Regions from separate parts of the Homo sapiens genome. Here region 1 is linked to region 2. Evidence: read pairs that join two places in POLR2A ChIA-PET (ENCODE). Cell type or tissue: Panc1. All regions are shown on one strand. Links, peaks and the distances in the headings refer to the core of each region. The heading gives the core; the rest is flanking DNA.

Region 1 (15,416 bases), core at 7,329-15,328, 440 kb after region 2:
AAAAGACAGAATAACATTTTCTAACACAGGACTATTATATCAAATTTAGATTTTGGTGCCCAGAAATAAACTTTTATAGTAACACTGACATATATATACAACATATTGTCTATGACTGCTTTCTCAAGACAGAGTTGAGTGGTTGCAACAGAGAGCATGTGGCCTGCAAAGCATAAATTAGTTCCTATGTAGTTCTTGACAGAAAAACTTTTTGGACCTCTGTTTCAAGAACTTAACAAAAAGTATTTTAAATGCTAACAAGAAAGGATCTTTGCCTTTCCTTTGGCTTCCTTTCTATAGAGGTAGGCTAGTCATTCCTTGAAGTATTTTCTGTTTTTAATTTGTTAAAATAGTGCTGTGTAACTCATATGGTTTTAACACACATAGTTTAAACATCAGTGGACGTTTGAGTTGTTCCTCATTTCTTGCTACAATAAACAATGCTGCTCTAAACATTTTTGTATTTGTCTCCTGAGGTCCATACAAGCAAGAGTTTCTCCTTGTATCTAAGCATGTAACTAATGCCAAATACACCAAATTGTTTTCCAAAGAAGTTGGTACCAATACACACTCTGCCAACAGCTAATAGCCAGTAAGTTTCCTCTACATCCACATCCTCTTTTTATTTTTATTTTATTTTTTCCTTGAGACAAGGTTGTGCTCTGTCATCCAGGCTGGAGGGCAGTGGTGCAATCTCCACTCACTGCAACCTCTGCCTTCTGGGCTCAAGCGATCCTCCTTTCTCAGCCTCACCAGTAGCTGGGACTACAAGCACGAGCCACCATGCTTGGCTAATTTTGTATTTTCTGTAGAGCTGGGTTTCGCCATGTCACCCAGGCTGGTCTTGAACCCTTGAACTCCAGTGATCCACCCACCTTGGCTTCCCAAAGTGCTGGGATTACAGGTGTGAGCCACTGCACCCAGCTGCATCCTCTTCAAAACTTGATATTATCAGATTTCTTTTTCTTTTTCTTTTTTTTTTTTTTTTTTGCCTAATTTGAATTCTACTTACTGATCAAGTGGAGTATTTTTCATATGTTCACTTCTAATTTATGTGAAATGTTATTCACGTCTTTTGCCAATGTTTTTATGTTGTCTTTATTTGTAGGAGTTCTTTATATATTCTGGACACTAGGCATTTGCTTGGATGTGTTGCATGTATCTTCCCCTATTTTGTGGCATCTTTTTAATGAACAGATGTTTTCCATTTTAATGTAGTTAAATTTATCCATCTTTCTTATGGTTATTATTTTTTGTATCCTGTTTAAAAAATCTTTCTCTATCCTGAAGTCATAAGGATAGTCTATATTTTCTCCACAAAGCTTTTTACATTTGGCTTTTATCCATCGGAAATTGATGTATACATTTGTATGCATAGGAGGCAGGAAACTAATTTCATCTTTATTCCATGTGGTCCCTGCACCATTTATTGAATAGTTTCCCCAGTGGACTCTCTAGTCTGTTCCTTTGGTCGTTTTGTTTATTCTTGTGCCAACACCACGCATTTTAGTTTCATATCTTTATAATAAGATTTGATACTTGACAGGACAAGTCCATCCTTCTTATTAATTTCTACAAGAGTGTCTTGGCTTTCTTTACCCCTTTGCTCACCCATGTAAATTTTAGCCTCAGCTTGTCAAACTCTTTTTAAAAAATCTTGTTGAGCTATTGATTGGAATTGAATTGTATCTAAACGTCAATTTGGGGAGAATTAATTCTTTTGATATAATGTCTACCTATTCATGAAAACTGTATTATGTCTCTATTTAGGTCTTTTGATTTCAATGACATCTACACATTTTCTCTTTATAGATAGACACTTTTTTTGTTTGATTTATTCCTATCTTTTGTTGCTATTGAAAATGGCTACATGCTGCTGCATAACAGAAATACAATTAATTTTATATTTTTATATACAGTTGTCTTGCCAAGCTGTTATAATTTCTAATAATTTGAAGGGTGTTTTAGGCTTTCTTTGAAGACAATTATATCATTTGTAAATAAGTACTGTTTTATTTCTTCCTCTCTAATTCTTACGCCTTTTATTTCTTTTTCTCAAACTGACTAGACCCTCCTGTATAATGTTGAATGAAAGTACTTCTAACATTTAGTACTTTCTGTTTAGGAGTAAAGTTTTCTGAGGTTTTGGTAGGTTAAGGAATTCCCATTTATTTTTAGCTTATTAAGAATTTTTATCATAAATGGAAACTGAATTTAGCAGATTTTTTTCTGCTTATATTAAGGTGATTATGTTTTTTACTTTGATGGATAAAGTGGTGAATGACATATTTTTTTCAAATTTTTTTTTTTTTTTTTGAGATGGAGTTTTGCTCTTGTCATCCAGACTGGATGGAGTGCAGTGGCACAATCTCAGCCCACTGCAATCTCCACCACCTGGGTTGAAGCAATTCTTCTGCTTCAGCCTCCTGAGTAGCTGGGATTACAGGCACCTGCCACCATGCCCGGCTAATTTTTGTATTTTTAGTAGAGACAGGGTTTCACCATGTTGGGCCAGGTTGATCTTGAACTCCTGACTTTAGGTGAGTGATCCGCCCCCTTGGCCTCCCAAAGTGCTGGAGTTACAGGCATAAGCCACCACACCTGGCTATTTTTCAAATGTTAAACCAACCTTTCATTCTTGAAGAAACTCATCTAGTGATACATTATCTCTTTAATATGTTAACTGAATTTAGTTTACTACAATTTTGTTCAGATTTCTACATTTCCATTTCTTATACTATCTTTGCTGGTTTGGATATACAGTGACCTCATACCGTGAGTTGGAGAGCATTTCTTTTTTTCCCCTATTCTCTGAAAGAATTTATGTAAGATTAAGATTGATAAGAGCCCACCTATAAACAAACTGATCTGGTGTTTTTCATTATAGGATGATTTTTCGCTATTGATTTCTTTAAAAGTTTTAAATTATTCAATATTCCTATTTCTTATTGAGTCCATTTTCCTAAGACACATGTTTGGAGGATTTTTGCCACTTATCCAGGACTTTATATCTATTGGTACAAATTTGTTAATACAGGTATTATACTCTTGTCATCCTAATCAATGATATGCTCTTTTTCCTTCATGACATTATTTATATGTGGTTTCCAGATTTTCCTTAATGAATTTCACCAGAAATTTGTCTATTTTGTTTATCTATTCAAGGAACTAACTTTTGACTTTGCTGATCTTTGCTACTGTGTCTTCATCAATTTCATTGGCTTCGTGTCTTTATTATCTCCCCCTCTACCCTCTTTGGTTTTATTCTGTTGTTCTTTTACCTAATTTACATTGCATATTTAACCTATAAGTGTTCAGCTATTTTCCTTTCAGCTATAATCATTTAAGATTATAAATGCTTTAAATGCTAGTTTTGATCAGTAGATTTTGTCATCTTCTTTTTTGAGACACGGTTTCACTTTGTTGCCCAGGCTGGAATGCAGTGGCGTGATCATGGCTCACTGCAACTTCTGCCTTCTGGGCGCAAGCAATCCTCCTGCCTCAGCCTCCAGAGTAGCTGGGACTACAGGCATGCACCACCATGCTCAGCTCATTTTTTATATTTTTTGTATAGATGGGGTTTTGCCATATTGCCCAGGTTGTTCTCAAACTCCTGGACTCAAGTAATCCACCTGCCCCGGCCTCTCAAAGTGCTGGGATTACAGGTGTGAGCCACCATGCCTGGCCTGAACTCATATTTGATTAATCTTAATTTATGAGAATATTGGGGGGCTTTGCTCCAGAATTAGAAACTGGGGGAGCTACTGACTGGGAGCATGTTAGCACTCTTCCAGGGGCCCTCGTGTCATGCAGGCATCTTAGTTAGTTCTTTCCTATTTTGTCTCAGGCCCACTGCAGATTAAATACTGGTATGTGCCTCTAGATAACACCACTTTTCTCTTTGCTTATCTACTGTGGCTGCCACTCCAGTTTGAACTCATGAGTTGTTTTATTTTTCTTTCTTTGGGAGGAGGGAAAGAGCAGGAAGAGTAAAGCAGGTAGCCTTGAAAATTTGTCTAACTTGTTGCAAGTTCTTCGATGCTTTAAAAAATAAATTTTAACCAGGATTTGTGGTTTTGTCACAGGAAGGCCCTTCAAAAACTATAATAGCAGCTGAAATCTCTCCATTTATTTTTGCCACTACTTTTTAGTGCATAAACTACAAGAATTTTTTAGAGATGATCTGTAGAATGTTGATGAAGAGATATAGGCAAAATTATATGTGAATATATCATTTCTACGAATAGGCTTATACAATGAAACTTCACCTCCCACCAATCCCCAACATACTCCAAGTGTTACACAACAGCATAACAGCCCATACAGATTTATATCACTGAATACCACTGGATGCTGCATCCTAAAAAAAAGCCTCCTTAGAAGCTCTGCCCTGTGGCATTATGAAAATTTACCTAAATTGATGGCTTAATATAGCCACTGTGCAGATACACATTTTAAATCTCAAAGATTGCAAGCGTAAACTGCTGTTCTTTTTCAGGATATTGATGATCATGATAAAAATCGGGAACACAGTTGGCACTTAATGCATTTTTGTTGAATATGTACTATTTGCCAGACATTGGGTATGCATTGTTGAACAAAACAAGTATAGCAAAAGTTACCATCTAGTTGGGTGGACAGATCAAAAACAAAAATAAATAGTGAATGTTATTAAAAACCTTATGGAGAAAGCAAACAGCATTGGGGAACATACTTAGAAAGAATGATTTTACGGGCTGGGCGCAGTGGCTCACACCTGAATCTGAGTACTTTGGGAGGCTAAGGTGGGTGGATCACCTGAGGTCAGGAGTTCGAGACCAGCCTGGCCAACATGGTGAAACCCCGTCTCTACTAAAAATACAAAATAACTAGCTGAGCATGATGGTGTGTGCCTGTAATCCCAGCTACTCAGGAGACTGAGGCAAGAGAATCGCTTGAACCCAGGAGGCAGAGGTTGCAGTGAGCTGAGATCGTGCCACTGCACTCCAGCCTGGGTGACAGAGCAGGACTCTGTCTCAAAAAAAAAAAAAAAAAAAGAATGATTGATTTTGTGGGGCCATGTAAGCTAATACCTGAAGGCTAAGGAGCAAGCCATCAAGGGAAGAGCAGGGGTAGTAGTATTTCTGACAGAAGGCACACCCAAGAAAGCTCTTTTAAAAGGAGAGAAGGAAAGGAGTACAATAAGCCTGGGGTGAGGTAAGGTTAGGGAGGAGGCAGTTTATGAAGAGCCTCATGAGTCATAACAAAGACTCTGGATTTTATTACAAGGATGAGATCTCCACAGAAGAGTTTTAAATTAGCAAATGATGTACTTAAAAGTATGTGTTAAAATACTTCTCTTCGTAAACAGATAAAAGCCAAAGTAAAAAGGTGACTATAATAATCTAAGTAATAGATGATGGAGGTTCCGACTTGCATAGGGGCAGTACAAAGGATATAACCAATGAATTTGAGAGATGCGTTGGAGATAGCAAAATTCATAGTGTTTTACTTGTGTACTGGAGGTGGGAATGCAAAAGGAGGAGTCAAGGGTGACTCCCAGGTTTCTGGCTAGAGCAACTTGATGAGTATGGAACCATTTACTGACCAGAAGATTAAAGGAAAAAGAACAGATATTGGAAAAATCAAGCATTTTGTTTTTCCCTTGTTAGGTTTTAGAGGACTTGGATATGTTTGGGCTGGATAGATAAATTTGGGAGCCATTAGCATATAGATGGTATTTAATGCCATGAGGATGGATGACTGTGTAAAGAGAAGACAAGAGGACTTGACCCAACTTCAGGAGACAGTAATATTTAGAGGTGGTGACTCCAGAATTACTATCCAGTAGGGGCCTGTGGACTGCCATCTATTTAGAAGAAGAGGTTTGGAGCTTGTCTATAATTTTATTTGCAGAGAAGCAAGCACACTGTACTTACACTTAGATTGCATGCTCATTTGCAGTAGTGTGGGAAGAAGGATGATTACAGGAGATTATAGGAGTGAGTGCTAAAGCCTTCCTCTAAATTCCCCTTTATCACCACTACTGTAAAAAGGAGAGTATCAAAAAAGCAAAAAGTGATTCCCCCCACAGTGTACCTGGGTATTAAACTACACATCCATTCTAAAAGTCTAGGAAAATTTGATTCAGTGTTAGTTTTCACAAGGACTCAATGTTGCTAACATCATATCTGGCTTAAGAGACAATAAAATGTGGCTATCTTATAACTAAGGAACAGAGAGCTTACTCTCCAGGAACTCCATCTGGCTGTCTTCAGTGTTGATGCAAACTGCATGGAAACCTTGGGTGGGTGCCACACTGTGCTGGACTCTGTTTGAAGCTAGAGAGTGCAGGACACTGGTTTTTCCTGCTCCATCCAGGCCCAGCACTAGGATTTGCTTGTTTTTCTCCTGTGAAACAAAAAGATAAATCAATAAGCCCATGCTATCAGGGGCTCATTTTTCTGGGTCTTGGCAGAATCCAATAATATTCTTGGAACTGTAACCAGAATAAAACTCCACGGGCCAGGTGCGGTGGCTCACGCCTGTAATCCCAGCACTTTGGGAGGCCGAGGCAGGAGGATCTCTTGAGGTCAGAAGTTCCAGACCAGCCTGGCCAACATGGTGAAACCCCATCTATACTAAAAATACAAAAAATTAGCCAGGTGTGGTGGCGTGCACCTGTAAGTCCAGCTACTTGGGAGGCTGAGGCACAAAAATCACTTGAACCCAGGAGGCAGAGGTTGCAGTGAGCTGAGATCACACACTGAACTCCAGCCTGGGGAACAGAGTGAGACCCTGTCTCCAAAAAAAAAAAAAAAGGGATAAAACTTCACGAATATTTTATACGTCTAGAACAAACAGTACCAACTAGTTAATATTTTCTAATGAGCTGTTCATTATGTGATACTAATTTCACATCCGTCCTCTATCCCCCACCTCCTGATCAGTCTATCAAATAAATACTATACTATCAGCATTTATGAGCAGTGCTATAGATTACAGGACCAATTCTCAGACTTCATTTTGCTTCTTGAATTCGTGTCTATGAATTGGAGACTGCACCTGAATTCATTTTGTTTGGGGTCTTGGGACCTCCGTGGTGCATGTATTGACTGTGCCACTCGGTGCATAAGCATCTAAGGTCTCAATTATTAATTTCTCCTGTCTTCATAATTGAATAACTAGATTGTAAGATCTCAGGGCAAGGTTTCCCTCTTATACTTTTTTTTTTTTTTTTTGAGTTGGAGTCTTGCTCTGTCACCCAGGCTGGAGTGCAGTGGCACGATCTCGGCTCACTGCAACCTCCGCCTCCTGGGTTCAAGCGATTCTCCTGCCTCAGCCTCCCGAGTAGCTGAGATTACAGGAGCATGCCACCACGCTCCGCAATTTGTATTTTTACTACAGACGAGGTTTCACCATGTTGGTCAGGCTGGTCTCGAACTCCTGACCTCGTGATCTGCCCACCTTGGCCTCCCAAAATGCTGGGATTACAGGCATGAGCCACCGCACCCAGCCTCCCTCTTATAATTCTAATATAAGTATCACAATTAAATGAAAAGGTTATAGAAATTATTAAGCCAGTTTCAATCACAAATGAGTATTTGTTTTAAAAACAGATGAACTTGGGAGGCCAAGGCAGGCAGATCACCTGAGGTCAGGAGTTCGAAACCAGCCTGGCCAATATGGTGGAACTCTGTGTCTACTTAAAATACAAAAAATTAGCCAGGCGTGGTGGCAGGCACCTGTAGTCCCAGCTACACGGGAGGCTGAGGCAGGAGAATTGCTTGAACCCAGGAGGTGGAGGTTGCAGTGAGCCAAGATCGTGCCACTGCACTCCAGCCTGGGCGACAGAGCAAGGCTCCATCTTAAAAAAAAAAAAAAAAAAAAAAAATTAGCCCAGTGCAGTGGTGGGTGCCTGTAATCCCAGCTATCTGGGAGGCTGAGGCAGGAGAATTGCTTGAACCTTGGAGGCGGAGGTTGCAGTGAGCCGAGATCACGCCATTGCACTCCAGCCTGGGCAACAGAGCAAGACAACGTCTCAAAAAAAAAACTAAACTGATGAACTTGAAGTAAACTTAGAAAGAAGCATTCTAGTCCAGGCATCGTGGCTCTCATCTGTAATCCCAGCACTTGAGGAGGCTGACGCTGGTGGATCGCTTGAGGCCAAGAGTTTGGAACCAGCCTGGCTATCACGGCATAACCCTGTCTCTACCAAAAATATAAAAATCAGCCGGGCATGGTGGCATATGCCTGTAATCCCAGCTACTTGGGAGGCTGAGGCATGAGAATTGCTTGAACCCGGGAGGTGGAGGTTGCAGGAGCTGAGATGACACCACTGCACTCCAGCCTGGGTGATACAGACTCCATCCCAAAAAAAAAAAACAAAAAAAAGAAAAAGAAAAAGAAAAAAGCATTCTATCAACGTATTAGCCTTAGAATTTTTATGGCAAATGACTGAGGGACAGAAGGGCAGGCTGGTGTGAAGATCGTACAGGGTGCTCTGAAAGGTGGTTTCCAGGGTGTAAACTTTAACATAAACAATAATAAATAAGCAACAATATAGCCAGACTGCTCATAGGAATTCAATTCTACTTCTCAAAGATCCTACTAAAGAAGTTTCTTATGCACAAAAAACTCTAATAATTGTCTTCAATGGCGCTGGTTTAGAAATAACAATAATCGTATACATTTCTGTTTGTTCTGCTTGAACTCTAAATGTTGACATTAGACTTAAACTAGATTTCTAGAAAAAAGTGATCTTAAACAGCATTAGAATGTCTGTCCCACTTTCTTTTTAGAAACATCTATGTGAAAATGAGATATTTTGAGGTCTGGCCTAATAAAGACTTGTACAGAGATCATGATTTATGAAGGCCATATAGTGAATAACAGAATTTGAAAAAAAGTAGGCCGGTGCGGTGGCTCTTACCTGTAATCCCAGCACTTTGGGAGGCCAAGGAGGGCGGATCACCTGAGGTCAGGAGTTCGAGACCAGCCTGACCAACATGGTGAAATCCGGTCTCTAGTAAAAATACAAAATTAGCCGGGCGTGGTGGCGAATGCCAGTAATCCCAGCTACTGGGGAGGCTAAGTAAGGCAGGACAATCACTTGAACCTGGGAGGTGGAGGTTGCAATGAGCTGAGATCGCGCCATTGCACTCCAGCCTGGGCAACATGAGTGAAACTCTGTCTCAAAAAAAAAAGAAAAAGAAAAAATGTACGTATTTGTTCTTGGAGCAAATCTTTGATGGCTCTTAAACTAAATTGTATTTTCATAGATGTCTTCCATCCCTGCCTCTTCTCCATTCCCTTCATTTGCATCTAAATGTTATGATGTCATTCTGAGAGTGTGTCAAGGTAAGGAAGAGGGGCAAGGGAGACTTCATTGGATGGCTTAAAATTGCATGTTTTAAAGCAATACTGGCACCAAGAAATGGCAGCCAAGAGTGGATTGTGTCCTGTCAGTCTTCACCAGAGGCCCTATTCAGCCTACCCCAACATACTTCATTCATTCTAAGATACATATTCCCCCCACATTCCACATTTTAATATCTCTGAAATTAGAATGTCTTTGACAATTGAGAGTATGTCACATTTTGATTGGGAGAATTTTTTTTTTTTTTTTTTGATACAGAATCTCTCTCTGTGGAGTGCAGTGGCACGATCTTGGCTCACTACAACCTCTGCCTCCCAGGTTCACGCGATTTTCCTGCCTCAGCCTCCCGAGTAGCTGGGATTACAGGCACATGCCACCATGCCCAGCTACTTTTTTTGTATTTTTAGTAGAGATGGGGTTTTGCCATGTTGGCTAGGCTGTTCTGGAACTCCTGACCTCAGGTGATCCACCCACCTTGGCCTCCCAAAGTGCCGGGATTACAGGTGTGAGCCACTGCGCCGGCTTTTTTTTCTTTCTTAGTGGTACCTAGACTAATGTCATCTTAGGCCCTATAAAATAGTGTGAATTAAAAGCAGTTCCCAGGCCGGGCACAGTGGCTCATGCCTGTAATCCCAGCACTTTGGGAGGCCAACGCGGGTGGATCGCTTGAGCTCAGGAGTTGAAGACCAGCCTGGGCAACATGGCGAAACCCCATCTCTACCAAAAATACAGAAATTAGCTAGGCACGGCGGTGTGCACCTGTAATCCCAGCTACTTGGGAGGCTGAGGTGGGAGGATGACTTGAGCCTGGGAGGTGGAGGTTGCAGTGAGCCGAGATCACGCCACTGTACTCAAGCCTGGGCGACAGAGCCAGACTCTGTCTCAAAAAAACAAAAACAAAAATATCAGTTCCCTTTCCAACCACGTTGCTGTCCCTACGCCCATCCTACCTAGAAATTCTGCATTCAGGCTTCCTCACATTTACCTTCTCCTAAGGAAAGCTGAATTTGTAAAACAGTTCAGACACAAAATGTGATTCTGAACACCGTTTTTGTCAAAAGTTATTCCTTTAGCCAAATATGAGTCTATGTAGTCTGTGTTTTACCAGAGATCAAATCTCTGTTAATCCGTGGTGGCTCACGCCTGTAATCCCAGCGCTTTGGGAGGCTGAGGCGGGCGGATTGCTGGAGCCCAGGAGTTTGAGATCAGCCTGAGCTACATGGCGAAACTCCAGCTCTGCACAAAAATACAAAAATTAGCTGGACATGGTGGCGTGTGCCTGTAGTGCCAGTCACTGAGGTTGGGAGATGGGGGCGGTGCCAGGCTGAGGTGGGAGGATCCCTCCAGCCTGAGAGGCAGAGTAAGACCCTGTCTCAAAAAAGAACACACACACACACACACACACACACACACACACACACACACACACAACTGTGTTAATCATTCATAATTGTTTAGAACCAGAGCGCAGCTCTAAGCCAAGGAGCCAGCTCAGGAACTCCAGGAGCACAGAGACCATTCAGCTGACCCAAATAATGCCAAGTTTCTAAGACCTGTCAGTTAAAACTTTTCCGCCATCCATTCATGGTACTGGTGGTCTGAAAACAACTGCAGCGTCCCCAAACACCTCCTGCGTTCAGGAACCCTGCCCCTTCTGACAAAGAACGCATTCAATGCAAAGAGGGCCTGCGTGTGGGGAGGGTTCGGGGCTGGTTTCTAAATGTGGTCAGGTGGTCTGTGCGCTAGTGTTGCGCGCTGGACAGATCTAAGGGCAGTAGAGGGGCCGTTCCCCATGTCCCCATGAAGACCGAGATCTCTTGTCCCTCAACAACAGACCCGACTGAGGTTAAGACACAGGGGTAGCGATAAGGGCTAGGGTGGGCAGGGGGCCCGGGAAAAGGGGATGGGTCGTTCAAAGTTTGGCGCATCTCTTTCATCCATAGGTAAATAGCCCTCAGTTGAGATCCATTCGCTCCCACGCGGTCGGGGGCCTCCGACGTAACAGAGACAGCGCTGGGGTCTGAACGGCCGACAAAAGCCTTGGGGCAAGGGGTCCTGGGCACTGGGTCTCTTACCAGCGGCTCGAGCGGGGTCCTTGTCAAGGTGCTGTCCTTGTTCTCCCCTTTCTCTTCTTGTCCCTTAAATTGTTCCTTCTCTTTGTTTGTCTCCTTCCCTTGCTTTGTCCTCTTTTCCTCTTTCTCTTTTCCCTTTCTCCTCTCCTGCTTCTCTTGCTTTTGTTTAATTTTCTGCTCCACCTCCTTTCTTTTCACTTTCTCTTCCCTACCCTTTTCTCCGATTTTCTCCTCCTGCGTCTCCTTTTCCTTCTCTTTCTTCTTCACTTTCCCCCTCTCCATCCCCAGCGCCGCGGTTTCCTTCCCTCCCGCCGCGTGCCCGCGTGCTGAGCGGTGGCTCTGGGCCCCAGGTGTGGCTCCCGAGGTGCACGCCCGACAGAGACGTAGGCCCCGCGGCGTAGACAACCCGCGGGCGCTGCCAACCCCGGCACCGCCGCCAACCGCCGCTTACCTCGCGGATGCAGGGCTTCTTGCAGCCGATTCGCTGAACCCGCAGGGGTTCGCAAAGAGGGAAGGGCGGAGGCGTACGGATGGATTGAGCCCAGCCAAGCGAAACCAAGAGGTCCCAACCAGGACGTGGGACAGTTCGGCGGGGTATATCATTGCTGCAGAAAAAGCGTCCCTAGCGCGATTACCTCGGGCCAGGCAGGGTGGCTAAGAGCCTTCCACGTGGGCCGCAGTCTAAGCAACCTTAGCGTCTGACGTCTCCGGCTTCAATCCCGAGACCGGCCAGCCTGTGTGAAGAACCCCTGGGGCGTCAGAATCCAGAGGTTCCGGGAGGATTCTCAGCCTTCCCTCAGCTCCCAACCATGAGCCTGTACTGCTCATGTCATGTATTTCTCCGCCCTCTCCCGAGTAAACTCCGCTAGGAGTGTCTCCAGACTACTACCCAGGATTATTAGTTGACTATTACCCAGGATTATTAAAGACAAATAGAAGAACGTGAATGGGTTCCATTGTTTTAAGTTCCTGTTTTGTTTTTGAGACGGAGTCTCTGTCACCCAGGCTGGAGTGCAGTGGTGCGATCTCAGCTCACAGCAACCTCCGCCTCCCGGATTCAAGCGATTCTCCTGCCTCAGACTCCCAAGTAGCTGGGATTACAGGCGTGGGCCACCACGCCCGGCTAATTTTTGTATTTTTAGTAGCGACGGGGTTTCACCATGTTGGCCAGACTGGTTTCAAACTCCTGACCTCAAGTGATCCTCCCCGCCTCTGCCTCCCAAAGTGCTGGGATTATAGGCATAAGCCGCCGTGCCCGGCCTGTATTTCACTTTAAAAAAAATTATTCGGAGATAGCCTGCCAGGATCACAGCTGCTAGTAATGCTCAGTATTAAAACCAAAACCAAATAGTCTAGTCACTTCTAATTATCTAATAAATGGTAAATAAGGCACACGAAGGGCTTTTCAAAGGTGGTATTGTTTCTCAAACTGGCTAAGAAATATCTGGAGGGTTCCTTTTATCTTGCTAAACTGAACTCTTTAGTATATTTCAGTTTAGCACAATTATATATTTTTTGAGACAGTCTCGCTCTGTCGGCCAGGCTGGAGTGCAGTGACACAATCTCGGCTCACTACAACTTCCACCTCCCGGGTTCAAGCAATTCTCCTGCCTCAGCCTCCCGAGTAGCTGGGATTACAGGCATGTGCCACCATGCCCAGCTAATTTTTGTATTTTTAGTAGAGACGGAGTTTCACCATGTTGGCCAGGCTGGTCTCGAACTCCTGACTTCAGGTAATCCGCCTGATTGGGCCTCCCAAAGTGCTGGGATTACAGGCATGAGCCACCGCACCCGTCCAGCACAATTATTTTTTGAGACGGAGTTTCACTCTTGTTGCCCAGGCTGGAGTGCAGTGGTCCGATCTCAGCTCACTGCAACCTCTACCTCCCAGGTTCAAGCGATTCTCTTGCCTCAGCCTCGCACGTAGCTGGGATTACAGGCATGAGCCACCATGCCTGGCTAATTTTGTATTTTTAGTAGAGATGGGGTTTCTCCACGTTGGTCAGGCTGGTCTCGAACTTCTGACCTGAGGTGATCTGCCCGCCTCGGCCTCCCAAAGTGCTGGGATTACAGGTGCGAGCCACCGTGCCCGGCCACAATTATTTTTCAATGTAATAAACTTATTTTCCTTCATTGTATCTGTTTCAAATAGACTTGTAAGGAACAATGAATAGCAGGTTCCAGAAGGCTTGAGTGATGCAATGATATTTAAGGTTGGCTGTTCCCAATAGCATTGGAATTGCTATGCTTAATGACTTTTTCAAAGGTTTACTTCTGTTTATACACACACCAAGATGAATTTTCAGTAAGTTTACACGGGGTTCTCTCAATCCCATTAGATTAGTTTTATGGGTTTGCTAAGAGGGACAGTACACACAATTTTGATACTCAGCTTAAAAGAAAATTCTTGGTTATACTAACCAGGAAGTCCTCCATAAAATGCCAACACCCAAAACACCTTAATCCATATTCACTGCTAAAATATTTTATTTTAAAATGTACCACAGTGAATGGATGTATCCATACTGGTTCTTATAAATGTACACATACACATCCATATATTTGACAAAGTATATATATGAACTGGTTAAAGACCTATCCAAAAGAGGAAATATTTCTAGAAAGTTCATGTGTTTATACTTCATTTGACAATTAAAACTTATTTGAACTGATGAAGTTTTAGTTGCTTAGCAATGACTAATAATACCAATGCCTGTCAATAATGACAACTAAATTGAGAACTATAAATTTCACTGCTGTGCCTTGGGTCAAAATTTTCAATGATGGAATCCTAAATAAGTAACAGTTATTCCTATAATGGGGTATATATTCAGAAGGAATAAATACCTGCCACTATTACCAAAAGACTGTTCTCTGTAGAGCTCAAAAAAAGGATTATGCCACAATACATAATTTTTATTTAAAAAAGATCTCTTTAGATGCCACTGCAAATTCTGCTTTTACTAAACAGAAAGGCAGCACCCCATTTCTTTCTTGTAAAGGAGGAAAGTCTTTCATAAAAAACTCTTTGAAGAAGTTTTGGTAGTATGTTCAGAGTCAAACACAGCAGCACTTTATTAACAAGGACAGAGTAATATAATCACAAGGAAATACTTGTTAAGTCTAAATTAAATGATATCTTGGGCAGCATAAAATGAATACTAACAAGGGCAGGCATCTCAATATGTCTGTCTCACAGCTGTTCAATGTGAAAGTAGTTTGTAAGCAAGGAAAGACAAGAGCAACATTTACACCACAAATTGACTGTAAAATACTTCATTACATTGAGAAAGGTAATCAATGGTCAAAATCCATAACCAGAAGGAGACACCATTTGAGTATCTATCAATGGGCCAAACAGACCTGTTAGATTTTAATACTGCCTGGTATGCAACTCAGATACTGATTTCTTCTCTATGGAGGAAGCCAATGTTCATGTTCTTGATAACAGTCATTAATCTTTCTGATTGAGACAGTCCAAACCCATGTGACCTCAGAACACTGGGTCTAAGAGTGAACTTCTTACATTGATATATTTTCCTTGAGTTCTTTCATGGTGCTGTATCAGCATGCTACCATAATCTGAAAATGACATGGGGCACAAAGGAGCCATATATATATATTTCATGTTTATATATATATATATATGTATATATATATACATATATATATATATATAAACATGAAAAGTATCCCATATTCCAGTATCACATGACAGAAAATTTATGGTTAAATTATTTAAGACATTTACTTTATTTTTCTTGTGGCCATCCATTTAGTGAAGAACATCAGTGTATTAAGAAGGTCCCTCTTTATCACATGATATTTCTAAGCAGATATTTAGGAATGCTCAGAAGATTCCACTTTCAGTCTCCTAAGACATAATTTAAAGTGGGACTTGAACAGAAACAAGTATCTTCAGACTCCAGCTGAAATCATAGAAGTAGTTTCTGTTTAAATCCTGGGAAACCTTAGATAAGGTATGT
Region 2 (16,300 bases), core at 2,905-10,904:
GTTCACAAAAAGCCTGAGAGTAGAGCTTGCAAAGCCTCTGGAGGCCGAAGCTCAAAGTCACACAGTGCCACTTCTGCTGCATTTATTGGTCAAAGCAAGTCACAATGGCAGCACAGATTCAAACATGTACTGGAATTTGTGGCTATTTTAATCCATCACAAGCTTTTGGCGTTGATCACCCTGAAGAAAATACAAATATAATGTGCTATCTAATTGGCCTATAGAAAGTGAATCCAGGCCGGGCACGGTGGCTCAAGCCTTTAATCCCAGCACTTTGGGAGGCCAAGATGGGTGGATCACGAGGTCAGGAGTTCGAGACCAGCCTGGCCAATATGGTGAAACCCCGCCTCTACTAAAAATACAAAAATTAGCTGGGTGTGGTTGCGTGTGCCTGTAGTCCCAGCTACTCAGGAGGCTGAGGCAGAAGACTCGCTTGAACCTGGAACCTGGGAAGTGGAGGTTGCAGTGAGCCGGGATTGCACCACTGCACTCCAGCCTGGGCGACAGAGTGAGACTCCATCTCAAAAAAAAAAAAAAAAATCCAATATAAATCTATCAAATAAGAAATACTGAGTCCAGGCACAGTGGCTCATGCCTGTAATCCCAGCACTTCGGGAGGCAGAGGCAGGTGGATCACCTAAGGTCAGGAGTTCGAGACCAGCCTGACCAACATGGTGAAACCCCATCTCTACTAAAAATATAAAAAGTAGCTGGGCATGGTAGTGCATGCCTGTAATCCCAGCTACTCAGGAGGATGAGGCAGGACAATCGCTTGAACCTGGGAGGTAGAGGTTGTGTTGAGGTAAGATTGCGCCACTGCACTCCAGCCTGGGCAACAAGATGAAACTCCGTCTTAAAAAAAATAAAGAAAGAAAGAAAAGAAAAGAAAAAAAGAGAAATATTATCCTAATTTAAATTTACCTCAGAAGTCTGATACACAGAGCTGCTATATGACGAGCAAAGAAGTGGGGAGAGATTTTCAGCTTTTGATTTTATCATAAATCCTTTAGGAATATTTTGTTTTTACTTATTAATGTGTACATATTACTTGGGTAAATTTCAATGAAAAAAAAAATCCATGCAGACTCAATTCTGGGCTATCTCTCCCTCTAGCTCCAGTACTTATACTAGAAGAAAGCTATCCTAGGAAGTCCTCTACCTGGGAAGTCTCTGTAATGGGGAAGGTAATGAGAACACAGAAATGAAGGGCCTTCATGTCTCAAAATAGTATCCTACTGCTCTCCAAGAAAGAAAAATGGACAAGGGTTTGAGGCAGAGTTCAAGCTGAGGGTCCTGAAGCCATACAAACTCGTTTCTTTTCCTGGCTCCATAACCAGGGAGAGAGGTGGGGAGGCCGTGTGGCTGGAAGTAATTTCAGAACCCCTTTTAGCAGTGGCCATCTGCCAGCATTTTCGCATCTCTATCCCTCCCCTCCCCACACCCGCTTGTCCTGCCAGAGCACACTGGGCCCATACTGAGACAGAAGGGGAGGCAGGGAACAAGGAGAACCATATAGGAGGTCCCTTTGTTCCTAAATCCATCTTCAACTCCATGTTTTACTAGAATCTTATATTGGGGCTGGGTGCAGTGGCTCACGCCTGTAATCCCAGCACTTTGGGAGGCCGAGGTGGGCGGATCACGAGTTCAGGAGATCAAGACCATCCTGGCTAACACGGTGAAACCCCGTCTTTACTAAAAATACAAAAAATTAGCCGGGCGCGGTGGCGGGTGCCTGTAGTCCCAGCTACTTGGGGGGCTGAGGCAGAATGGTGTGAATCCAGGAGGCAGAGCTTGCAGTGAGCCAAGATCGCGCCACTGCACTCCAGCCTGGGTGAAAGAGCGAGACTCCATCTCAAAAAAAAAAAAAAAAAAGAATCTTATATTGGGGTATCTAGAGATGTGATAGTGTTGAAATCCAAAAAGAAACTACTTGAACTGTCCCCATCAGTTAGTGTAAAAACTATCAAGATGAAAAAAACATTGGTCAAAAAGGTGTAAAGCCAATTTTTTTTTTTGAGATGGAGTCTTGCTCTGTCGCCCAGGCTGGAGTGCAGTGGCACAATCTCGGCTCACTGCAACCTCCACTTCGTTCAAGCGATTTTTCTGCCTCAGCCTCCCGAGTAACTGGGACTACAGGCGTGTACCACCATGCCTGGCTAATTTTTGTATTTTTAGTAGAGACGAGGTTTCAGTATGTTGGCCAGGCTGGTCTCTAACTTCTGACCTTAAGTGATCTGCCCACCTCGGCCTCCCAGAGTGCTAGGATTACAGGCATGAGCCACCACACCTGGCCAAAAGGTGATTTTTAAATGCTTTATGAATTAATTTCATCATATATTTACAAGGTTATTAAGTTTGAAGAGGCCACTTACTCTAATGAAAGTGATCAAGCATTCTGGCAAGACTTGAAATCTGGGGATCTGCATAGGTCTCAGGGAATATCTTGAGATTTTCCAGGTTCTGCTACAAGGCACATTGCCCACATAGGTATGAATGTCAGAGGTGTGTGAACCAGAGCAACTTCATCTTAAATAGGAGCTGGGTAAAATGAGGCTGAAACCTACAGTGCTGCATTCCCAGATGGTTAAGACATTCTAAGTCACAGGATGAGACAGGAGGTCAGCACAAATTACAGGTCATAAAGACCTTGCTGATAAAACACGTTGCAGTAAAGGAGCCGGCCAAAATCAACCAAAACCAAAATGGTGATGAGAGCAACCTCTGGTCATCCTCACTGCTACACTCCCACCAGCGCCATGACAGTTTACAAATGCCACAGCAACATCAGGAAGTTACCCTACATGGTCCAAAAAGAGAAGGCATAAATAATCCACCCCTTGTTTGGCATAGGAATAACCATAAAAATGGGGAACCAGTAGCTCTCGGGGCTGCTCTGTCCATGGAGTAGCCATTCTTTTATTCCTTTCCTTTTTTTTTTTTTTTTTTTTTTTTTGAGATAGAGTCTTGCTTTGTCACCCAGGCTGGAGTGCAGTGGCACGATCTCAGCTCACTGCAACATCCACCTCCTGAGTTCATGCAATTCTCCTGCCTCAGCCTCCCGAGCAGATGGGATTACAGGCATGCACCACCATGCCAGGCTAATTTTTGTATTTTTAGTAGAGACGGGGTTTCACCATGTTGGCCAGGCTGGTCTCGAACTCCTGATCTCAAGTGATCCACCCATCTCAGCCTCCCAAAGTGCTGGGATTACAGGGGTGAGCCACCATGCCCAACTCCTTTACTTTCTTAATAAACTTGCTTTCACTTTGCATTGTGGACTCGCCCTGAATTCTTTCTTGCGTGAGATCCAAGAACCCTCTCTTGGGGCCTGGATCGGGACCCCCTTTCCTGAAACATATTTCTGGTGACCACAGAAGAGACTATAGTGCAGAAACCTTGACCCAACAGCTACCTTTGGGTGAATGTTGGGGTCCTGTAACATCTTTCTGGTGACCAGGGAAGTGACTATACTGCAGGAACTCCCGACCCAAAGGCTAACATTGGGTAAGTAGTGGGGTCTGGTAACATCTATCTTGCAAACCACAAAAGGGGCAATACCGAGGAGACCCCCTGACCCAAAGGAAATAGACTCCAGCAGTGATTGGACGACTTTGGGTAAGTGGTGGGGTACCCAGGTAAAGAATGGGATTGGGTTAGAGACCCAACTTAGGGGAGTTAGAGTCTCCCCTAAGACAGAGTAGTTTAGAGGCCCCTCTTAATAAAAGGCAAGGATGCTTGACTAACAGCGGGTTAGAGTCCCTTCTAAGATTTAGGGGGTTAGAGACCCCTCTCAGTAAAGTCTACCTCTCAACTAAAAGGGGTTTGGCACTGCAGGCTACGCTCTTTGTATTAATCTGCCTTGCATTCTTTGCTGATGGCTGTGGGTGACAGGATTAGGTATGTACAGGATCGTGGGTCATGGGGAGCTTTTTCCTCCCTATAAGGGGAAACTTGAGAGCTGATGCGACTGCCGGAAAAGATACCTTCATGACAGCAGCCGCAGACACCTGAACTTTTCAGTGTTGCTGCAATGGGTGGGTCTTTCTCTGGCCTCTCTGAGCATTTTGCCTTCCCCACCCTGCCACAGGCAATGCTTTTTTCTCTCTCCTTTCCCTTTTTTTTTTCTTTTTAATCTTTTCTGCTACTCAGGGCAACCATATTGCCCAGAGTCCATGTGTTGAAACTCCAAGTCGGAGGCTGGATTAAGGATGACAGGGTTGCCGGCCGCGGTGGCTCACACCTGTAATCCCAGCACTTTGGGAGGCCAAGGCGAGTGGATCACGATGTCAGGCATTCGAGATCAGCCTGGTCAACATGGTAAAGCCCTGTCTCTACTAAAAATACAAAAATTAGCTAGGCGTGGTGGCACGTGACTGTAATCCCAGCTACTCAAGAGGCTGAGGCAGGAGAATCACTTGATCCTGGGAGGCGGAGGTTGCAGTGAGCTGAGATCATGCCACTGCACTCCAGCCTGGGTGACAGAGCAAGACTCTGTCAAAAAAAAAAAAAAGGAAAGAAAGAAGAGAAAAAAAGATGACAGGGTCCATCTAGGGGCAAATTTAAGCCTTGCCAGTTTGATATTGGGTGCTAAGCAGAATGGCTAATGTCTATGTTTTATCACACATATTTTGCTCTAGCCAGAACAAAAAAAAAATTTACCTTTATGATGCTGCTTGGCCCCCAGGGCGATGGTGCCACAAGCCACATCACTAGGGCCACTCAGGGAAAGGGAACCCAGAAGCCTGGCATCCCGGGAAAAAGATAAGAATTTCTTACCAGTCAGATTTCTGGTTTCTCTCTGAGCAAACAGTTGAATGAATGGTAAAAAAAAAAAAAAAAAAAAAAGTTAATAGCAAAAAGAAAAAAAGTCTTATCTGAAATTCCTTCTATGGAACAGAGTTCCATCAAAGCCAATTTAAAAAGAGCTTATGTAAAAAATAATTATTCTTGCTGCACTTTATACATATAATCAGGCCAAGTATAATAAAGCAAATCAGTCTTATCATGATTTCTCTTTAGTAAAAATAGGAAACTGGAGAGAAATATTATGTTTCAAGAACTATGCTACACTTGTTATTAAATTCTAGTCTCATTAGTTATTTTTAAGTTTGTTTCTGCGATTTAGGCTAACGTTGCTTATTCCTGTGAACCAAGCAGTAATCTCTGACTGCTGCTCTGAAGAAACAAGAGGATGGGTAATGTAAAAATCTGGATCAATATTCTTATTCTGGACACATTACAATCAGCTAACAACCCTGTATCAGCTTAGTTCCAACAGTTGCCCAGTTCATGAAAAGCCTTCTAATTTAGTTTACTTGGAATAACTTTACTTATTTTGCTTTACTCTTGTGCAATATATTGCTGTTATACTCTTTGTGTAGGAATACAGGACAAGCTTACTAAATATTTTCTTAAACACTAATCTTCCAGATATCACCTTTTGTCAAAACTCAAGAGTTATGAATGGACCTTACCATACTGATGCTTTCTGACTGAGCTCCTCTCTACCCTAATTAGCAAGAGACCCTCATAGTTAGGCAGAAATATCTTCGCCCCCTATTCAGCCTGAAGAAGTTACAGAAGATAGATCTTAATCCCCCTGCAACCTTTAGGATTAAGGGTTCTCCTATAAAAGGGCCGGGGGAAATGTCAGAGGAATGTGAACCAGAGCAATTCCATCTTAAATAGGAGCTGGGTAAAATGAGCTAAAACCTAAGGTGCTGCATTGCCAAATAGTTAAGGCATCTATGTCACAGGATGAGATGGGAGATCAGCACAAACTACAGGTCATAAAGACCTTGCTGATAAAACAGGTCGCAGTAAAGGAGCCGGCCAAAACCCACCAAAACCAAACTAGCGACGACAGTGACCTCTGGTTGTCCTCACTGCTACACTCCAACCAGCACCATAACAGTTTACAAACGTGAGGAAGTTACCTTACACAGTCTAAAAGGGGAGGCATGAATAATTCGCCCCTTGTTTAGCATGTCATCAAGAAATAACCACAAAAATAGGCAACCAACAGCTCTTGGGGCTGCTTTGTCTATGGAGTAGCCATTCTTTTATTCCTCTACTTTTTTTTTTTTTTTTTTGAAACGGAGTCTTGCTCTGTAGCCCAGGCTAGAGTGCAATCTTGGCTCACTGCAAGCTCCGTCCCCCGGGTTCACGCCATGCTCCTGCCTCAGCCTCCCGAGTAGCTGGGACTACAGGCGCCCACCACCACGCCCAGCTAATTTTTTTGTATTTTAGTAGAGACGGGGTTTCACCATGTTAGCCAGGATAGTCTCAATCTTCTGACCTCGGGATCCGCCCGCCTCGGCCTCCCAAAGTGCTAGGATTACAGACGTGAGCCACTGCGCCCAGCCATTATTCGTCTACTCTCTTAATAAACTTGGCTTTCACTGCGGACTTGCCCTGAATTCTTTCTTGCGCGAGATCCAAGAACACTCTCTTGGGGTCTGGATCGGGACCGCCTTTTTTTTTTTTTTTTTTTTTTTTTGAGACAGCGTCTCATTCTGTTGCCCCGGCTAGAGTGCAGTGGCGCGATCTTGGCTCACTGCAACCTCCGCCTCCCACGTTCAAGCGATTCTCCTGCCTCAGCCTCCCGAGTAGCTGGGACTACAGGCAAAGGCCACCACGCCCGGCTAATTTTTGTATTTATACTAGAGATGGGGTTTCACCGTACTGGCCAGGCTGGGGGATCCCTTTCTTGTAACATGAGTACAGCCCAGGAGAGTCTGGGCTTTGCTCATACCAGAGTCTTCTGGTATCTCCAGAAGAGTCCTTTCCTCTGGAGTTCATTGACTTGAGGGACCACGGCCCTGAAATCCCTGTCTTTATCTGAATGGGGTGGACGGATCTTGCGCTGCCTGCTGTAAGCCATCTACCCACCAGAGACAGAACTCCAGCAAGCCTCAGTGAAGAATTTAAAGGTGCACGCGCGTGTGTGTGCCCGCACGTGCATACACGCAGGCATGCCCTGCAGATGAGGAAAACACCCAAAAGGTGCAGGATTAAGACAGAAAATGCAGCTGGGCGCGGTGGCTCACACCTGTAATCCCCGCATTTTGGGAGGGCGGATCACCTGAGGTCAGGAGTTTGAGGCCAGCCTGGCCAATATGGAGAAACCCCATCTCTACTAAAAAAAAAAAAAAAAAATACAAAAATTAGCCGTGCGTGGTGATGCATGCTTGTAGTCGCAGCTACTCAGGAGGCTGAGGCAGGAGAATCGCTTGAACCCAGGAGGTGGAGAGTGCAGTGAGCCAAGATTGTGCCAATGCACTCCAGCCTGGGCAACAAGAGGGAAACTCCGTCTCAAAAAAAAAAAAAAAAAAAAAGAAAGAAAGAAAATTCCTATGCCTATTACTGCTATCAGTGCTATTACTGCTGTGGCTGGTCATGAAACAGGAGAGGACAGCACAAAAAGCAGCTTACATTTTTAAAAGATTTAAAATTAAGCAAAATACAACACAAGGGTCCAGTGGACACCAAGCAAGCAGATAGCCATTTGGGGGACATTTGTTGCTCTCACGGCTTCCTGCTTTCTAGAGTCAGTTATTGGTTCTGGGACACCAAGAGACACTGGCCGACTACAAGTGTCTTCAACTCAAGTGATATTCTAATAAGTGAATCAGTTGAGACAAATAGCAAGGCTATTAATACAGCAGGCTCACAGGCCCAAGAACGAAGAACATTTTCAAACAAATCCAAAACGTTAAGACGTATTCTTTTTTTTTGAGACGGGGTCTAGCTTTGTCGCCCAGGATCTGCAGTGGTGTGATCTCAGCTCACTGCAACATTTACCCCCCGGGGTTCAAGCAATGCTCCCGCCTCAGCCTCCCAGGTATCTGGGACTACAGGCATGCACCACCATGCCCGGCTAATTTTTGTATTTTTTGGTAGAGACAGGGTTTTGCCATGTTGGCCAGGCTGGTTGCCCAAGTAATCCGCCCTGAGCCCAAGTAATCCGCCCACCTCCGTTACGGTTGTAAAGAACTGCACACATAATGAATAGAGTGGCTTATCTAAAAATGCTGGCTTATGCTATCTCAGATCTCTCTGTACAAGTAGAATCAGGGCCGGGCATGGTGGCTCACACCTGTAATCATAGCACTTTGGCAGGCCGAGGAGGGCAGATTGCTTGAGCCCAGGAGTTTGAGACCAGCCTGGGCAACACAGTGAGAACTTGTCTCTACAAATAATAAAGAAAATTAGCCGGCATGGTGGCATATGCCTGTAGTCCCAGCTTCTCAGGAGGTGGAGGTGGGAGGATCATTTAAGCCGGGGGCTGTTGAGGCTGCAGTGAGCTGAGATCAAGCCACTGACTCCAGACTGGGCAACAGAGTGAGACGCTCTCTCTCAAATAAAAAAATAAAAATAAAGCAGAATCAGGGTACAACTGTTTTATACATTTACTTTTGTCAAAAGGATGAAATTAATCTGCCAAGTGTTGGTAAGCTTCTTATGGTCTTTAGTAAATTTATTTATTTATTTTTTGAGGAGCCTCGCGTTGTCACCCAGGCTGGAGGGCAGTGGTGCAATCTCTGCTCACTGCAACCTCCACCTCCCAGGTTCAAGCGATTCTCCTGCCTCAGCCTCCTGAGTAGCTGGGACTACAGGTGCTCACCACAACACCTGGCTAATTTTTGCATTTTTAGTAGAGATGGGGTTTCACCATGTTGACCAGGCTGATCTTGAACTCCTGACCTCAGGTGATCCACCTGCCTTGGCCTCCCAAAGTGCTGGGATTACAAGCGTGAGCCACTGTGCCCAGCTAGTCTTTAGTAAATTTAAACTGGTGGTTAGATGTCATAATAGAGGGAAGCCAGTAAGATGTTACTCATTGTTTGTTGTTTTAATAAACACTGAATTAAACATTGCAAATACACCTTCTGTGTAAAAAGAAACTTTTAACATAATGGCTCTAAAGCTTTGGTACTATTGGCAAATATGAAAGTAGTTCTTTTTTTTTTTTTGAGACGCAGTCTGGCTCTGTTGCCAGGCTGGAGTGCAGTGGCGCGATCTCGGCTCACTGCAACCTCTGCCTCCCGGGTTCAAGCTATTCTCCTGCCTCAGCCTCCCAAGTGGCTGGGACTACAGGCGCACGCCACCACGCCCAGCTAATTTTTGTATTTTTAGTAGAGACGGGGTTTCACCATGTTGGCCAGGATAGTCTCAATCTCTTAACTTCGTGATCCACCCGCCTCGGCCGCCCAAAGTACTGGGATTACAGGCGTGAGCCACTGCGCCCAGCCACGTAGTTCTACCTTAAGAACACAAGGATAGACCGGGTGCGGTGACACATGCCTGTAATCCCAGCACTTTGGGAGGCCAAGGCAGGTGGATCACCTGACGACAGGAGTTCAAAACCAGCCTGGCCAACATGGTGAAACCTCGTCTCTACTAAAATACAAAAATTAGCCAGGCGTGGTGGCCCACGCCTGTAATCCCACCTACTCCAGGGGGCTGAGGCACAAGAATCACTTGAACTCGGGAGGCAGTGGTTGCAATGAGCTGAGATTACGCCACTGCACTCCAGCCTGAGCAACAGAAAGAGACTTTGTCTCAAAAAAAAAAAAAAAAAAAAGGAAAAAAAAAGAACACAGGGATGAACAAACATAACTTGTAGGGTTGTAAGAAATAAATTATGGGTATGTGAACCATTCACTTAACCATGGCTTCCACTCTCAAAATACGCTGTCAACCAATTTTGACAATAAGGATGTCCCAGAAATAATAGATGTTAAAATGATTAACCCATGATACATCCTGCTATGTGCTATGGCTTGAATGTGTCCCCCAAAGTTCTGTTTTTGAGGGGTTTTTTGTTTTTAAATGGAGACAGGGTCTCACTATGTTGGCCAGATTGGTCTTGAACTCTTGGCCTCAAGCAATCCTCCCACCTTGGCCTCCCAAAGTGCTAGGATTACAGGCATGAGCCACCAAGCCCGGCCAGAAATCTGTTCTTTAAAAGTTACTCCGTCTCAGGTATTGTCTTAGCAGCACAAAGTGAACTAAGACACATCCATAATATGAAACGTTATGCAGTAGTTTAAAGAATGAAGGTCTCCTTACTGACAAAGATCTCCAAATTAATAGTTTCACAAATTGCAGAACAGTATCAAACATCCCATTTATCGTCAGTAAATAAAACTGTCAAAATTGAGCCTTTTATTCCTGGCATAGGTGTAGCTACATTTGATCCTGTAAACTAAAGCATTCCTGACTATGCACATGAAAGTCAGAGTATTAATCTCCTTACCAGAGTCACCAGGATGGTTCACTACACAGTTCCCCCATAGACTACAAGACTTTAAGAGAAGAAATAGTGTGCTGTTGTTTGTAACCAAGAGAATGGTACACAGGTTAGTCTGTGAGAGACATCACTTCCTACATAATAATGCTTACATGCAGACTTCTTATTTCTGTAGGCTAAGTTTGCTACTTCTTCAAGTTTGAGATTTGGGTGCTAGAGAATTTTTTGGATACCTTCTAGTAATTATTCATTTGGCATTTCAATGCTGCTGTGGAATTACAGTCCTATTTGTAATAAAAATAAATGGAATATTATGGGGCTTTATTGACCAGCTGGCTTTTCGTTTTATTAGTGCCAACTATCTCTTTACTCTGATATTTTATTTCTGTACCACCTTTTTCAGGAATCAAATGTTAAGAAATTCGACTTTAGGGCCGGGCGCAGTGGCTCACACCTGTAATCCCAGCATTTTGGGAGGCCGTGGGGGGCGGATCACCTGAGGTCGGGAGTTCGAGACCAGCCTGACCAACATGGAGAAAACCCATCTCTACTAAAAATATAAAAAATTAGCCTGGCGTGGTGGCGCATGCCTGTAATCCCAGCTACTTGGGAGGCTGAGGCAGGAGAATCGCTTGAACCTGGCAGGCAGAGGTTGTGGTGAGCCGAGATTGCGCCACAGCACTCCAGCCTGGGCAACAAGAACGAAACTCCATCTCAAAAAAAAAAAAAAAAAAGAAAGAAAGAAAGAAAAAAAGAAAGAAATTCGACTTTAGGCCATGGCTCACACCTGTAATCCCAGCACTTTGGGAGGCCGAAGAGGGGCGGATCACCTGAGGTCAGGAGTTCAAGACCATCCTGGCCAACATGGTGAAACCCCACCTCTACTAAAAATACAAAAATTAGCTGGGCGTGGTGCAGGTGCCTGTAATCCTAGCTACTTGGGAGGTTGAGGCAGGAGAATCGCTTGAACCCGGGAGGTGGAGGTTGCAGTGAGCCTAGATCATGCCACTGCCCTCCAGCCTTGGCAACAGAGCGAGACTCTGTGTCGGGAAAAGAAAAAAAAAATTCGACTTTATAAGATATTAAGGGACATCATGTTGATTTTGGAAATGTTAAGTGGAAAAGAGAATATTTAAAAGACCATAACAAATTATGATATTTATGGATATTACTTTAGACTTACACTAACTTACTAGATTTCAAAGACATAGGGGTCTGATTTTTTTTTTTCCTTGAGGAGTATCACTCTGTTGCCCAGGCTGGAGTGTAGTAGAGCAATCCCAGCTCACTGCAACCTCCACCTCCTGGATTCAAGCGATTCTCCTGCCTCAGCCTCCCGAGTAGCTGGGATTACAGGCATGCGCCACCACACCTGGCTAATTTTGGTATTTTTATTAGAGACGGGGTTTCACCGTGTTGGCTAGGCTGGTCTTGAACTCCCGACATTAAGTGATCTGCCCATGTCAGCCTCCCAAAGTGCTAAGATTACAGCGTGAGCAACTGCGCCCGGCCAGATCTGATTTTTTAATAACCTGTAACATTTAGGATTTAGTAATACAATAGTAGATAACTTAATCTACAACATGAACGTGGATCAGCATGAAGTTGTGAGAGGTGTGATATTAATAAAAATAAGCGCATTAGGCTGCAAATGCTGATTCCATGTTGAGAAATCATGCATTTCAATCCGCATATACAAGTAAGTAACAAGTTAACAGTGATTAATTCTGGAGAGGAAACAAATTAAATAGAGTTAGTAGGAAGAGAGCTGTAATCAAGATGAATTCTGAGCACGTAATTGTGTGAGTTGTGACTTAAACATTATCTAATTAGAGCACATAAATGAAGACATGAAAATTGTGGTATTTCAAAGTTAATAAAAGAGTTAGGATATTGTTCTCTAAGATTGCCTCTTCTGGAAGAATCTTCAGTACTAGTAAATTTCCATTTGCGGTTTATCCCTTAAGGTATTCCATCAAGCTTTCATAAATTTTAAATCTTATAGTACTGTTATGACTTATACAGACGTTTGATGTGGCTGAGTTTGAACATCGTTGGTCACAGATTGGAACCCTTCAGTGTATTAATAGACTGTACAAAGTCTCATTCAAGGACCTGAGATGAGCACCCCAGCCCCCAACAGCTGAATGGGGTAAAGTGAATGACTGTCATGGGTCATAACACATTAATCAAATTAAGAATTGAGTCTACACCAACACTGGTGTAGAAATTAGATATGATATAAAAGAAATGAGAGAAGGGAAAGCTCTTCTTGACTGGAGAAGTTATCAGCTAATATATAAGGTATGACAGTAATAACTGATTCAAGCAAGAACCAACAGATGTTAAAATCAGTGGGTTTGTTGAGGAAGGAGACTCAATGTATACTCCCACAGAATTATAAGAAACCTTACAGTAGAGAAATCTGGCAGACAACACCTTAACAACCTAACACAACAAATATTGGAATAAGCTGACATCATGTGCCTTCTCATGTAATATAACAGAGTTAAGTATCCTTGCCAAAATGCATAACCTGAACTGGAGCTGGAAGAAACAGAAAAAAACTAAGGGACATTTTTTAAACATCTGGTGTGCACCCTTTAAAGTGTCACTGTTAAAGACAAAGGCTAAGGAATTGTTCCAAGTTAAAGGAAACTGAAGAAATGTGACAAGTGCAATGGGTAATAAATGGAGGGGATTAGGTATCAACACATTTATCAGTTTGAAGACATTCGTTGAGCATCCCAAATCTGAATTGGACCATTTCAGATTTTTTATTTTCAGATTTGGGATGCTCAACCGGTAAGTATAATGCAAATATTCAAAAATCCAAAATCCAAAACACTGTAGTCCCAAGCTTTTTGGTTAAGGGATACTCAATCTGTACAGACTAATACTAGAACATTACATTAATCTTGCTGGGTGCGGTGGCTCACGCCTGTAATCTCAGCACTTTAGAAGGCCAAGGTGAGCAGATCACTTGAGGCCGGGAGTTCCAGAGTCTGGCCAACATAGCGAAACCCCGTCTCTACTAAAAATAAAAGATTAGCCAGGAGTGGTGGCACGCGTCTGTAATCCCAGCTACTCAGAAAGCTGAGGCACAAGAATGGCTTGAAACCGAACCCGGGAGGTGCAGGTTGCAGTGAGCCGAGATTGCGCTAGATGACTGTCTCAAAAAAAATTTTTTTTTAATAATACTAATCTTCAATGTCCCGAATTAATTATACTAATTGTAGAAGAAAATGCCCTTATCCTTAGGAGATACAAATGACATATTTAGAAAGGGTATATCTGCAACTGAATTTCTAGTGGTTTAGCAAATAACATAAATATATAGAAAGCAAATGTGAGTGGTGAATCCAACTGAGGAGTATGTTTTCTTTTTTCTTTTTTTTCTTTTTTGAGACAGAGTCTCACTCTGTCACCCAGGCTGAAGTGCAATGGCACGGTCTCAGCTCACTGCAACCTCCGCCTCTGGGTTCAAGCGATTCTCCTGCCTCAACCTCCCGAGTAGCTGGGATTACAGGCGCGTGCCACCATGCCCGGCTAACTTCTGTATTTTTAGTAGAGATGGGGGGTACACCATGTCGGCCATGCTGGTCTTGAACTCCTGAGCTCAGGTGATCCGCCCGCCTTGGCCTCCCGAAGTGCTGGGATTACAGGCGTGAGCCACTACGCCCATCCTAGTATACCATTCTTTCAGTGTCTCTATAAGCTTGAACCTTTCTCAAAATAAAGTTGAAAAAAATATATTTTTCGGCCAGGTGTTTCAATGTCTCTGTAAGCTTGAACCTTTCTCAAAACCAAGTTGAAAAAAATATCTTTTTTGGCCGGGTGCGGTGGCTCACCCCTGTAATCCCAGCACTTTGGGAGGCCAAAGTGGGAGGGCTCCTTCACGTCAGGAGTTCGAGACCAGCCTGGCCAACAGGCAAAACCCCATCTCTATTAAAAATACAAAAATTAGCCGGGTGTAGTGGCGCATGCCTGTAGTCCCAGCTACTTGGGAAGCTGAGGCAGGAAAATTGCAGTGAGCCAAGGCTGCAGTGAAATGAGATCGCACTACTGCATTCCAGCCTGGGTGAAAGGGTGAGACCCTGTCTCAAAAACAAATAATAATCTTTTTCAAGTCTTGCTATTTCCTGCTACTTGGGATGACTTTTTTTTTTTTTTTTTTTTTTGGAGATGGAGTTTCGCTCTTGTTGCCCAGGCTGAAGTGCAATGACGCAATCTCGGCTCACCGCAACCTCCGCCTCCCAGGTTCAAGCAATTCTTCTGCCTCAGCCTCCCAAGTAGCTGGGACTACAGGCATGCACCACCATGCCCGGCTAATTTTGTGTCTTTTCAGTAGTGATGGGTTTTCTCCATATTGGCCAGGCTGGTCTCAAACTCCCGACCTCAGGTGATCCATCCGCCTCGGTTTCCCAAAGTGCTGGGATTACAGGCGTAAGCCACTGCGCCCGGCAACTCTCCTTACTTTGTTGGAGGCTTACAGAAAGAAAACAGTCTGTTTACAAAGAGATTTCTACATTATCAGAATTTTAAAATCACAGTAAAACTACCATTGTGTATTAGTTAATATCAATATACATATACTATTCTTGGCCTAGGCAATTAACTCTTTGTCCCTATAAGGGCCAGTATGTAAAAATAAAAGCATTCTGGCTCTCATGGAAATGTTGATTGACACAAAGGCTTACATACTACTTATATACCAGTAAAATGCTCACTACTTCGCAAACCATGCAAAAAAGGAGATGAGCTATACAACTTAACTAGAAATTGAGAAAGCACCTTTTCTTTAATATTTGGTTTGTTATCTAGTGGAAGAGGTCTTAATGCTAGCACTATATGCCAAGCAAATGCCACTCTATAGATAGATGTGCTACACATCCACTTTATAGATGAGGAAACAGGCTTAGTAAAGTTAAAATGATCTGCTTAATAATAGAAGAGAATCGCCTTGTAAACCTGGCTCCCACTGCGGGGCCCACAAAGCACTTGATACAGTGAACTTCAAATCCTTTGAAAAGCCACTTTCGGCTGGGTGCAGGGGTGGTTCACGCCTGTAATCCCAGCACTTGGGGAGGCTGAAGCGCGCGGAACACGAAGTCAGGAGATGGAGACCATCCTGACCAACGTGGTGAAACCCCATCTCTACTAAAAATACAAAAATTGGCTGGGCATGGTGGCACGTGCCTGTAATCCCAGCTACTCCGGGAGGCTGAGGCCGAAGAATCGCTTGAACCAAGGAGTCGGAGGTTGCAGTGAGCCAAGATCGCACTAGGGCACTCCAGCCTGGGTGACAGAGCAATACTCCGTTCTCAAAAAGAAAAAAAAGAAAAAAAAAAAAAAGCCACCACTTTCTTCACACTGACCTCCCTGAGTAGATGTTAGCATATGGTTCTTAGAACTTTCATCAATCTGCCTTCATGAAGCTGAGGATGAGTTTTAACAGGCTGCTCACCCTACTATACTGTTAACTCTTTCTATATTCAACCCAAGTGAGACCCTTGGGAAGAAAAAGGGATGGGGCAACAAGGCAAGTATGAATGTGTAATGTATGTTAAAAACCCTTACCAAGGATAGTTGTGGGAAAGCAACAGCAAAGGACTGGAGAGAGACCTTGTAGCAATTATTTCATTCATTAAACACCCCAAATCAAAGGATTTGTACATTCAAGCTAAACTCCCCATATATCCCAGCTCAGCTAGAAAATTCCATGCTACTCATCATCAACTCTACCATAATAAAATCAATGCTTAGAAAATTCATTTTGTAGTCGGGCATTGTGGCTCACGCCTGTAATCCCAGCACTTTAGGAGGCCGAAGCAGGTGAACTGCCTGAGTCCAAGAGTTCAAGACCATCCTGGGGAGCAAGGCAAAACCCTGTCAATAGAAAAAAAAGAAGAAAGAAAAAAACTAGCTGGGTGTGTGGCATGCACCTGTAGTTCCAGCTACTCCAAGAGGCTGAGGTGGGAGGTTTGCTTGAGTCCAGAAGGTTGAGGCAGAAGTGAGCCATGATGGTGCCACTGCACTACGGCC

What was found. ChIA-PET counts read pairs that join two places held together with the same protein. Peaks named below come from ENCODE experiments on the same cell type or tissue, not always from the same donor. Only the 100,000 strongest peaks of a DNase experiment are listed, where the experiment ranks them.
Region 1: POLR2A ChIA-PET joins it to region 2 with 12 read pairs; 2 of 35 experiments call an interaction of 5 or more read pairs at or near these places.

What each region holds. Positions count from the first base shown.
Region 1 is chr4:56,502,159-56,517,574 of GRCh38, reverse strand. SRP72 (signal recognition particle 72) reads right to left here. Exons shown (of 19, transcript NM_006947.4): 19 at 13,894-15,416. ARL9 (ARF like GTPase 9) reads right to left here and starts at 11,784. Exons shown (of 4, transcript NM_001363794.2): 1 at 11,434-11,784; 2 at 6,228-6,390. The coding sequence starts at 11,712. In Panc1, for the core only: no CTCF peak of the experiment used is centred there; no DNase peak of the experiment used is centred there; H3K4me3 peaks cover 1,328 bases; H3K27ac peaks cover 328 bases.
Region 2 is chr4:56,937,585-56,953,884 of GRCh38, reverse strand. No RefSeq gene overlaps it. Among named protein-coding and RNA genes, the nearest start is that of NOA1, 32 kb to the left of the region's middle. RefSeq lists an enhancer at 15,987-16,300. In Panc1, for the core only: no CTCF peak of the experiment used is centred there; no DNase peak of the experiment used is centred there.